Linked DNA regions of Homo sapiens: regions 1 and 2 are each linked to region 3. A link is a contact called in ENCODE Hi-C or POLR2A ChIA-PET data. All regions are on one chromosome and are shown on one strand. The core of a region is the stretch at or near the end of the contact, and the rest is flanking DNA. Distances in the headings are between cores, read along the strand shown.

What was found. A loop is a pair of places that touch in the nucleus more often than their neighbours do. ChIA-PET counts read pairs that join two places held with the same protein, here RNA polymerase II (POLR2A). Pooled maps may share reads with other maps.
Region 1: a loop to region 3 is called in a pooled map, with 6 times the contacts of the local background. The contact joins the promoter of CACFD1 here to the enhancer-like site in region 3. A Hi-C loop is called at or near these places in 3 of 37 single-sample maps with no recorded cell type and 13 of 50 pooled maps. POLR2A ChIA-PET finds 5 or more read pairs at or near these places in 1 of 52 experiments (PC-9).
Region 2: a loop to region 3 is called in a pooled map, with 4 times the contacts of the local background. The contact joins the promoter of AK8 here to the enhancer-like site in region 3. A Hi-C loop is called at or near these places in 1 of 168 maps with a recorded cell type or tissue (B cell), 4 of 37 single-sample maps with no recorded cell type and 9 of 50 pooled maps. POLR2A ChIA-PET finds 5 or more read pairs at or near these places in 2 of 52 experiments (OCI-LY7 and activated CD4-positive, alpha-beta T cell).

The regions. Positions count from the first base shown.
Region 1 is chr9:133,458,593-133,461,507 of GRCh38, forward strand. It overlaps CACFD1 (calcium channel flower domain containing 1), which reads left to right and starts at 1,386. Exons shown (of 5, transcript NM_017586.5): 1 at 1,386-1,595. The coding sequence starts at 1,475. ADAMTS13 (ADAM metallopeptidase with thrombospondin type 1 motif 13) reads left to right here. Exons shown (of 29, transcript NM_139027.6): 29 at 382-794. The coding sequence ends at 588. RefSeq lists silencers at 982-1,201, 1,212-1,311, 1,602-1,901.
Region 2 is chr9:132,877,033-132,880,176 of GRCh38, forward strand. AK8 (adenylate kinase 8) reads right to left here and starts at 1,252. Exons shown (of 13, transcript NM_152572.3): 1 at 1,140-1,252. The coding sequence starts at 1,223. It overlaps SPACA9 (sperm acrosome associated 9), which reads left to right and starts at 1,866. Exons shown (of 4, transcript NM_001316897.2): 1 at 1,866-1,982.
Region 3 is chr9:133,143,098-133,146,384 of GRCh38, forward strand. It overlaps a transcript of RALGDS not described here. Among named protein-coding and RNA genes, the nearest start is that of GBGT1, 19 kb to the right of the region's middle. RefSeq lists enhancers at 1-120, 171-260, 713-1,272 and silencers at 1,419-1,518, 1,549-1,668. Within about 2 kb of position 1,359, at least 27 of the 41 ENCODE cell types and tissues checked have a DNase peak (open chromatin) inside an H3K27ac peak, as active enhancers do; they include B cell, where a contact is called at or near this core.

The sequences.
Region 1 (2,915 bases), core at 136-2,635, 320 kb after region 3:
TGGTAAAGACCTTTCTGATGTAGACTGACAGCTAACCCAAGACTGAAGCATAATTTTACAGTCTGATATAACTTGGACAGAATAGCACCCTGCACCCTCCCCGAGGTTTCAAGTGTCCTGGGAGAACTGTGTTCTGCAGGGTATCAGCTTCCCCAGAGGAGGCAGCCTGGCCCCGCTCTGGCACCCTGACTGTGTGTCCTTGGGGAAGTGATGTAACGTCCCTGGACCTCGGTTTTCTGGGTAGAGTAATGGCGTATTCCTAGTAGGGCTTTGTAAGCATTAAATGTGATCCGGAATCTGTGAGCCCTTGCACACGAAGGCTTCCGTGAGTGCTAATTATTACTTGTGGCCGGTCCTTCTGGGCTGCCCCTTTTCTCTCAGATCCGGGACACCCACAGCTTGAGGACCACAGCGTTCCATGGGCAGCAGGTGCTCTACTGGGAGTCAGAGAGCAGCCAGGCTGAGATGGAGTTCAGCGAGGGCTTCCTGAAGGCTCAGGCCAGCCTGCGGGGCCAGTACTGGACCCTCCAATCATGGGTACCGGAGATGCAGGACCCTCAGTCCTGGAAGGGAAAGGAAGGAACCTGAGGGTCATTGAACATTTGTTCCGTGTCTGGCCAGCCCTGGAGGGTTGACCCCTGGTCTCAGTGCTTTCCAATTCGAACTTTTTCCAATCTTAGGTATCTACTTTAGAGTCTTCTCCAATGTCCAAAAGGCTAGGGGGTTGGAGGTGGGGACTCTGGAAAAGCAGCCCCCATTTCCTCGGGTACCAATAAATAAAACATGCAGGCTGACCGGCGTTTTTTTCTTATAAGCTGTCCAGACCTGGCTTGAAAACCCATCCCATGGCAAGGCAGGGATTCGCTGGCCGCGGTTGGCTCTATCTTGATCTGAGCAAGCCGCTGGACGTCCCTAGTTATCTTCTTCCTATCCAGGAAGAAAATCCAATCAGGATTCCACTCCGAGGATGGCGCATTAGCCAGCTCCCTGCGAAGCCCCACCCGTGTGTCCTGGTGTGAGGCTCTGACCGCTAAGGTGTCTGCGCGCCTCCAGGCCCCGCCCCCTATGCTAATAAGCGCCCGCCTCCTTTGGGAGCAAGTCGCCGCAAACTGCGAGCCCCCGCCCCCTACGCTAATGACGCCCGCCCCCCTCGGGCACACCTCTCCGATGCCTGCGAGCCCCGCCCCGTATGCTAACGAGCTCCCCACCCCCAGCTCCTCGCCGCAGCCTGCGGGTCCCGCCCCCTACAATAATGAGCACCTACCTCCCCTCAAACGCCCCTAGTCGCGGCATGAGGGTCCCGCTCACTATGTTAATGAGCACCCGCCTCCCTTCGGGCGCGCCTCGCCGCAGCCTGAAAGCCCCGCCCCCTATGCTAATATGCTCCCTCTCCCACAAGGCAGCGCGCCGGCTCGGACGCGGCCGGCTACCGAGCCCTTTGTGAGGGCTGTGAGCTGCGCCTGACGGTGGCACCATGAGCAGCTCAGGTGGGGCGCCCGGGGCGTCCGCCAGCTCTGCGCCGCCCGCGCAGGAAGAGGGCATGACGTGGTGGTACCGCTGGCTGTGTCGCCTGTCTGGGGTGCTGGGGGCAGTCTGTGAGTATCCAGTCGGGGAGAGGGGCCGGCCCCGCCGCGCATGCGCTCCTCGCCCTGCCCTGCCCCGCCCCGCCCCGGCGGCCCCAGGGGAAAGGACCCGCTGGGGGTCGGGGGTCTGCCGGGCGCCTCCCGGGGCGGAGGAATGGCGGGGCCGCCGGGAGCCGGCGTCCTGGGGTTGCCATGGTTACCCGCTCGGGCCTGGGCGCCTTGGTACCCCGGGCTGGGCTGGGCTGGCGCTTCTGGGAACATTCCCGGAGGGACCAGAAACCCCAGGGCGGGGGGGCGGCGGGGGCGGGGGTGGGGCACCGGCCTGGGGCACGTGACTGAGCCCTCCCCCCGCTCCCCAGGGGCTTTTGTGAGACTTTCTCGGTGATGCTCACGGGGCGCATGCCCACCTGGCCCGTACTAAAGCGTCAACTGTTGACTTGGGCGTAGGTGACGGCAGCCACATTGCTAACCTTTGGGCAAGGATTGTTTGTAAGGGAGGCGGGTGCACGGCTGGCTAGATTTCTGGCAGGAAGCCACTGGGCGGAAGTTTGCTGAGGGTCAGGTGGTGTCAGGGCACAGGTGGCCCCTGGGGCCGCGGGGCAGTGAGCTGAGGGCCCGGCCTCTCCCTGGGTCCTCTGTCCGCTCTCATATCTCCCCCGTTGCTGCTGCCTTAGCCGCCTGTCACCGGCCTTCCTCCCCTTCTCCGCACGCATCCCAGTCACAGACCCTGACCTTAGGCTGCCAGGGAAGCTAGGCTCTTAAGCACAGCCAGAAAAGGACAAAGAGGGAGGCAGGTCAGCTCCAGGAGTGAATGGAAGCCGTACAGCTGGCCTTCCAGGGAAAGACAAGTCTGTCTGAGTGATACCCTTTCCTTTCCTGTCTGCCCTCAATCTTGTGGATTACTGGAGTGGGCAAGGTCTTAGAGAATGTCTGTCGAGGATGTCTGCAGGTTTTAAACAGTGCCTGCCTGGCAGAGAGGGCTAGCTCTGGGCCTGGGCAGGGCAGGCCCCATCAGCAATCCTGCCAGAAGGACCACCTTTTCAGGGTCACCTTGGGTTCCACAGCCTTTCCAGGTGGGTAGAGGGTGGAGGGAGGTTGAGGCAGGAGGGTGCTGGGCTAGGAGTGTGCTGCCCTCGCTAGGCATGCCCTTATCCAGAGGCAACGGATACGGTAGGGCAGGCCCTACCCCCAAATCACAAAAAGGCCCCGAGTTTGTGTCACTGCTCTTCAGGGCAAGTACGCTTTTGACTTTGTAGGAGAGACTGGTGGGTTTGAAGTTAGGCATTGGATCCAGTCCTGTCATGTCTGGTTAGCTGTTTTCCCTGCAGATTA
Region 2 (3,144 bases), core at 2-2,501, 270 kb before region 3:
TCCAGCCTGGGCAGCAGTGCAAGACCCTGTTTCAAAATCAATAAAAGCTTTCCTGGGCAATTCCTCCAACAATCAATGTGGAAAACACACCAGGTTCTCTAGAGCAGACAACAGGGCTCCAGATGATCCCCCATCCTGCCCTGACCTGCTGACTTCTAACCCAGCTAGCTATTTGATTTGTGATTGGCCACTCAAGCAGTTTTAGGAATCTCTTGCTCTCCCTCTATCAGTTAACACTTTCCGAGGGAAATGTGTTTGATGGAGGTGCAGACACGGGTTTCTTCGTCTGGGCTCAGCTGTCTAGTGTGCAGGGCAGAACCTCAAATGACCACAGACACCACTATGCCCTCCATGCCATGCCCCTGGGGATGGGGTGTACCCTGGGAAGCAGACAAATGATCTGAAAACTGAGCTCCAGCTTCCCCTTGCCTCTCAGAACCTTTGAGTGGCTGAGAGTTCTTCCCCTCCAGCTCCTGAAAGCCTTGACCTCCACCACGTGCAAAAGGGAAAACTGGGGCCCTGGCGGGGACGGGGCCTCGCCCAAAGTCACACGGTGAGCTGGGGGCCCAGTCAGGCCTGGAGCCAGAATGAGAGCTTCGGAGCTGCCGGGGACGTCTGGCCCTGAGGAGGAGGGACCAAGGTGGGAGATGCTGCTGTCCCAGAGGCGGCCCTCTCTGAGGATGGAGATGCCAGCTTGAACTCGGACAATGCCCACCTCAGAAACCTGGGCCGAGAGGCTCCCCACAAATTCGACAGATGGTAATTGTCAGCGCCGGGAGAGCCCCTGGGAGACCACCTCTTGCAACCTGGCATTTCACAGGTGGGGAAACCGAGAAAAGGAAAGGACTGGTTCCAGACCATAAGGCCCGCTGGCGGCACAGCCAGGACCAAATCCCGGCTCGAGTGGCCCCCTTCCTCCCCCTGGGTCCGCCTGAGGCAAACCCGGGCAGGACCAGGAGCGTCCCCAGCTCGAGGGCCCCCTCGGGGTCACGGCGACACACGAATCGTACATCCCGAGTTGGGCTGCTTCGTGGGCGCGCGACTCGGCCCCAGCTGCGGGTCCCGGCCGCGCACCCGACGTCGCAGTGGAGGCTCCCGAGCCGCCGCCAGCGTCGCGACGGGCAGGGGTGTCCGGTCACCTGCATCAACTCGAAGATGTGGTTCTCCTCCCCGTACTGGGGCATCTCGGGGGGGATACGGTGCGGGGCGATAGTGGCGTCCATGTAGCCGTCTCGGCTCGCCGCTCCCTAGTAACCGCGTCGCTAGGGCCGCCGCGCCGACTGCGTCATCAGCACGCGCCGCGGCCCCGCCCTGCAGGCTCCGCGCCGGGCCCAGATACCCGATCCTCGGTCGCGCGGGTCGCCCCCGCCCCGACCTCCCCGGCTGACGCGCTCTGCGGCTCGGGCAAGTTCTTTCCCCAACCCCGGCCTCGCTTTTCCCATTTGCGCATCTTAGCGGGGGACACCCTCAGGTGGCTTCCAGCTGGGCCTCCTCGTATCTGAGACCCCCGACGAAACCCAGAAGGGGCAAGTCGGCCCTCCGAGGGGACGGGAGGCAGAACCTGCTTCTGGTTCTGTCAGTGCTCCCCGGCCCGGCTCCCTGTGCCTCAGTTTACCCATCTTTAAAACAGACGCGGGAATAAATGTGGGGGAGGGTGTTTGAAGGGGGAGGGGCGTCCATGAGATGGGCCGGAGGTTCGAGGATCGGGTGGAAATCCTCAGCCCAACTCCTAGAGTCGAGCCCCGGTAGACCCCTCCCAGCTCCCCGGCTCTGGCCAAGCCGCCAAGTGACCCGATTGCTATGGCACCGGCGGTAACAATCACGCCCGCGGCCCCGCCCCTTCTCGCCCGACGTCCCCACCCACCCTCGCCTCCCAAGTCCTGGAACGGGCCTCCCCACCCTCCGGGGCACCGACACTCACGGAGTCACTCCAACTTCTCTGGGTGCTCCGTGGAGCGAAGAGCGCTCTAGGACAAGCAAGGGTAAACAGGGATGAGTGTGGGTGGGCCCACTCGGACCCCACCCCGGCCTCTGGGTCAGAAACTGGAAGCTGGGGTGGAGGATGGAAAGATGGAGGGGTCCGGAGGATGGAGGGGCCTGCACAGCTGTCTCGGGGTGGGGGCGAGGGGAAGGTTCGCGCTGGAGACGGAGCTTTTTAAGTCGTATGAATTCCCAGTGGTACGGGGCAGCTTGATATTTTATTAGTCGCAACACTGAATTGGGATCTCTAGCTCTTGTCTGTTGCCGTTAATCGTAGGAGCTGTAAGAGTTTGTTGAACTCTTTGTGCTCTCGGCAAAATTCTGTTGTCTCTGTACCTTATGGAGAGGGAAAATGGCACAGTCAATGCAGACAGCCCCAGCTTCAAGTTCTGGCTCCGCTTCTTACTGTGTGAGCTTGGCAAACTCTCTGCTTGCTCCGTGCCTCACTTTCCTGCCCTGTGAAGAGGGAACTGCTGAAGGATTTCAGGAGCTAATGTATTGGAGAGTAATTGGCATGCAGTAAGCACACAATATATGGGGCTACTATTAGTAGTAGTATCTCATTTAATCGTTCCAACAATCCTGTGAAATAGGCACCTTCATTCCCATTTTACAGATGAGAAGTTGGAGGATTAGAACAATGAGGAGTGGTTGGCTGGGTAACTTTGGGTGAGTCACTTCCCCTTTCTGGGCTTCTTTTCTCATCAGTTGTTGATCATACAGCCTTAGAACCAGAAGGCCTCTTGAAGAAGAGGCTAATCCAAACTCTCTCATTTGACAGATGGATAAACTGAGGCCCAGAAAAGGGGGAAATCTTGGCTAGGGCCACTGGTTAGATTGGGCAGAGCCAGGGCATGAACTCTGCATCCAGGCTCCAGCTAAAGCCCTTTTCTACCAGCCATCAGCCCAGAGACATGCCCTCCCAACGTAAAAGCCAGCACTGTTGCCTCTTCCCCTCCAAACCGCTTCCTCAAAGTGTGTACACCTTGGTAGGCTTGTCAAACCCAACTGTAAAGATAGCTGGGGAAGAAAAGGAAGCTGCCTCCCCCTGAGCAAAGAACACAACAGCCATGCCTGCCATTTGCACTGGAGAGGTTTGTTTTGCTTCCTGGACATTTCTGAAATGACTTGCCTTTCTCCTCATTTATTTTAAGCCCTAGGCGC
Region 3 (3,287 bases), core at 109-2,608:
CACCTCTGCAGCAGGGGACAGAGGGAAGGACTCTGTGGAGAATAGTCCTGTGGCTAGCGTGCAATGGTGACTGACCACGCCACTGATGGCAGAGTGGCCACTGAATCCAGGTCCCCAGGCTCGCAGCCCATGCCTTCTCCACAAGATCTGTCTGCCCCATACCCCTGAGCCTTCCACAGAAGCCAGGGTGCTTCCCACAGGCCAGGCACCCAGCGCCAGCCAGGTGTACAGAGGCCAGTATCTGCTGTGTGAATCAATCGCTGAACCAACTGTCAAGGACCAGCAGCCTCAGGGGCGGGCCTGGTAGCTCGGTGAGCGAGGAGGTGGTGGGAGGGCCTTGTGCGGGTAGGGAGGTGACAGTAAGAAATGGCCTCTTGCTGGATGCAGTGTCTCAAGCCTTTAATCCTAGCAGTTTGGGAGGCCGAGGCGGGGGGAATCCCTTGAGCCCAGGTGTTTGAGACCAGCCTGGGCAACATGGTGAAACTGTTTCTACAAAAAAAATCCAAAAATTAGCTGGGAGTGTTGGCGTGCACCTGCCGCCCCAGCTACTCTGGAGGTCTGAGCCCAGGAGGTCGAGGACGCAGTGAGCCGTGATCTGGCCCCTGCACTGCAGCCTGGGCCACAGAGCAAGACCCTGTCTCAATAATAATAATAATAATAATAATAATAATAATAACAACAACAACAACAATAATAATAATAATAATAATAATAATAATAATAAAATAAAGGAATGGCTTCCACTCATTCCACTCCTGGGCCAGCGGCCCGCTGTGCACTCCGCTCCCTTTCGCTGATGCCATGTGAGCAGCTCCATGGCGGGGACCTGACCCCTGCTCCTCAGCCCCACACTGCCTCGCCCCTTTGTATATCAAAGGCGCCTCTGAGGGGCTGTGCTGACCCCCACCAGGAGCAGCAGGACCACCTCAGGCATCCCAGCTCCCCTGAGGCAGGGTCTGGGGCTGGGGTTGGGGGGAAGGACCCCTCAAGTCTCTATCTGCACAGACAGCCCACCCGTGCCCAGGGCTGCCTTCCGAGCACCCGCAGACCTGGGCCTGCAGTAACAGGAGAGCTATCTGCAAACCGCAGTGTCATCAGCCGCACGGCCTCTGGAGAGGCCTGAGAAAGGCCGGCTCAGCTTGCAGGCGAGGAACCAAACGAAAGGCAAACTCCTGGCCCCTGCAGCCTCGCAGGTCCCCTATCCCTCCTCCCTGCCTTCCTTTCCGCCCCGCTGACACCACGGTCTGCAAACCATGGTCCTCCTCGCCACCCCTGTCACCTCCTCCTCCGCCCCCCGCCGGCCTCCGACGCAAAGTCGCCACCCAGTCACCCCGCCTCGGCCCCGCCTGGTTTGATTTCCTCCCGTGTGTGTCACCCATGAGGTGGCCGTGCCCCTGGCCTGTTTACAGCTGTGCGCAAGCTCCTCGCGACCCGAAAGCGAGACCTTTGTCTGCGGCAGCTCCGCGCCGGGCTGGGCGGCCGCACGGGAGGGCACAGCGCCACCTGCTGGTGCTGCCGCCAGAGCGCGCCAAGCTGAGGAGCAGGCGGGCTCCGCTCACGCCCCCACACCCCCTGGCTGGGGGCTGGGTTCCTGCGATGTCTTCCGACTCCCCGCTGCTCCCCTAGTCCCCGTAGGCACGCGGGTACCCGGCCTTTGGGAGGGGGATCATTCCCAATACTCCTGTTACGGGTTGAACTGTGTCCCTGAACAAAAAGATCTCTGGTACCCGTGAATGAGATCTTATTTGGAAATAGGGTCTGTGCGGATAGAATCCGGATGAGGTCATACTGGATTAGGGTGGGCCTTAATCCAATGACTGCTATCCTTATGATAACAGGGAAAATTGGACAGACACGCACAGGCGGACAGACACGAACTGATGAAGGCACAGTTTGCAGTCACACGTCTACAAAACCAGGAACGAATGCCAAGGAAACTGGCAGCCACCAGAGGTTGGAAGATGCAAGGAAGTATCCTCTCCTAGAACCTTCAGAGACAGCATGGCCTTGCTGACCCCTGGATTTTGGACTTCTGGCCTTTAGAACTGTGAGAGAATACATTTCTGTTGTGTTGAGCCACCCAGCACTTTGTGACAGCAGCCCAGGAAGCTGACCCGATAGACACTGGTCCCAGTCATCACCCTCTGTGCCATCACCACACCTCCCCTCCACGAATCAACCACGACCACAGGACACCTCCTTCTGGAATCTCTCTGTGCCCACGCACTCCCCAGATGAGCACTTCCCCTTCCCCTGGCAACTCCCCGGATTCTTGTTACCCCCACCCCCCGCCCCGGCATGGCCTGGGCCCAGGAGACAGATACGAAATGAATGAGTGAATATCCACCTTTGCTACTTCGTCATATTCAGATGTTCGTAAAAATCTGTATGTTCGTCATATTCAGATGTTCGTAAAAATCAAGTGGCAGCAGTGCTGGGGGTTAAGGAAATGGGGAGAGTGATGGCAGATGTGTGAGGGGAGACAAGGGGCACTTCCAGGTACTCACAGCCACCCTGGGAGCTGGGACAGCCAACCAGTGTGTTCTCATGCTCCCAGCCCCTGAGGCTCAGAGAGGGGAAGCCATCTGGGTCACCAAGCTCCTGCCTCTTGCCAGTTCTGTGACCCCAAACTAGCCATTGTGCCTTTCAGGGCCTCCCCAGTCTCCTGACCTGCACAATGGGGATGGTTCTAACGTCTACTTCCTGGGGACATCACCACGCTAATGTGAGACAATACTACAAAACCTGTTAGCTGCCTCACAGACTTAGAGATGGAAGGATTAGGAAGGAAAAGGGCCTTCAGAGACTGCAGGGTCCTGCTGACCCCTGGATTTTGGACCTCTGGCCTTTACAACTGTGAGGAAAGAAACTTCTCACAGGGGCGAGACACAGCCCGGAATACAAGTCGGACAGGCTGGGCACTGGTGCTGTGATCTGGGGAAAGTCACTCCCTTCTTGGTCTGGTTTCCTCATTTGCACCATGAACGGGTTGAAAATGAAGCAAAAATCAGATATCGGCCCCCTGTGGCATATGGGAGCATCTTCCAATGGGAACACCTTCCAATGGCTCCCATGATGTTTGTTTGTTTGTTTGTTCGTTTGTTTATTGAGACAGGGTCTGGCTCCGTCGCCCAGGCTGGAGTGCAGTGGCATGATCTTGGCTCACTGCACTCATCACCTCCCAGGTTCAAGTGATTTTCCTGCCTCAGCCTCCGGAGTAGCTGGGATTATAGGCACCTGCCGAGACACCCAGCTAATTTTTGTATTTCTTTTTTGTAGAGACGGGG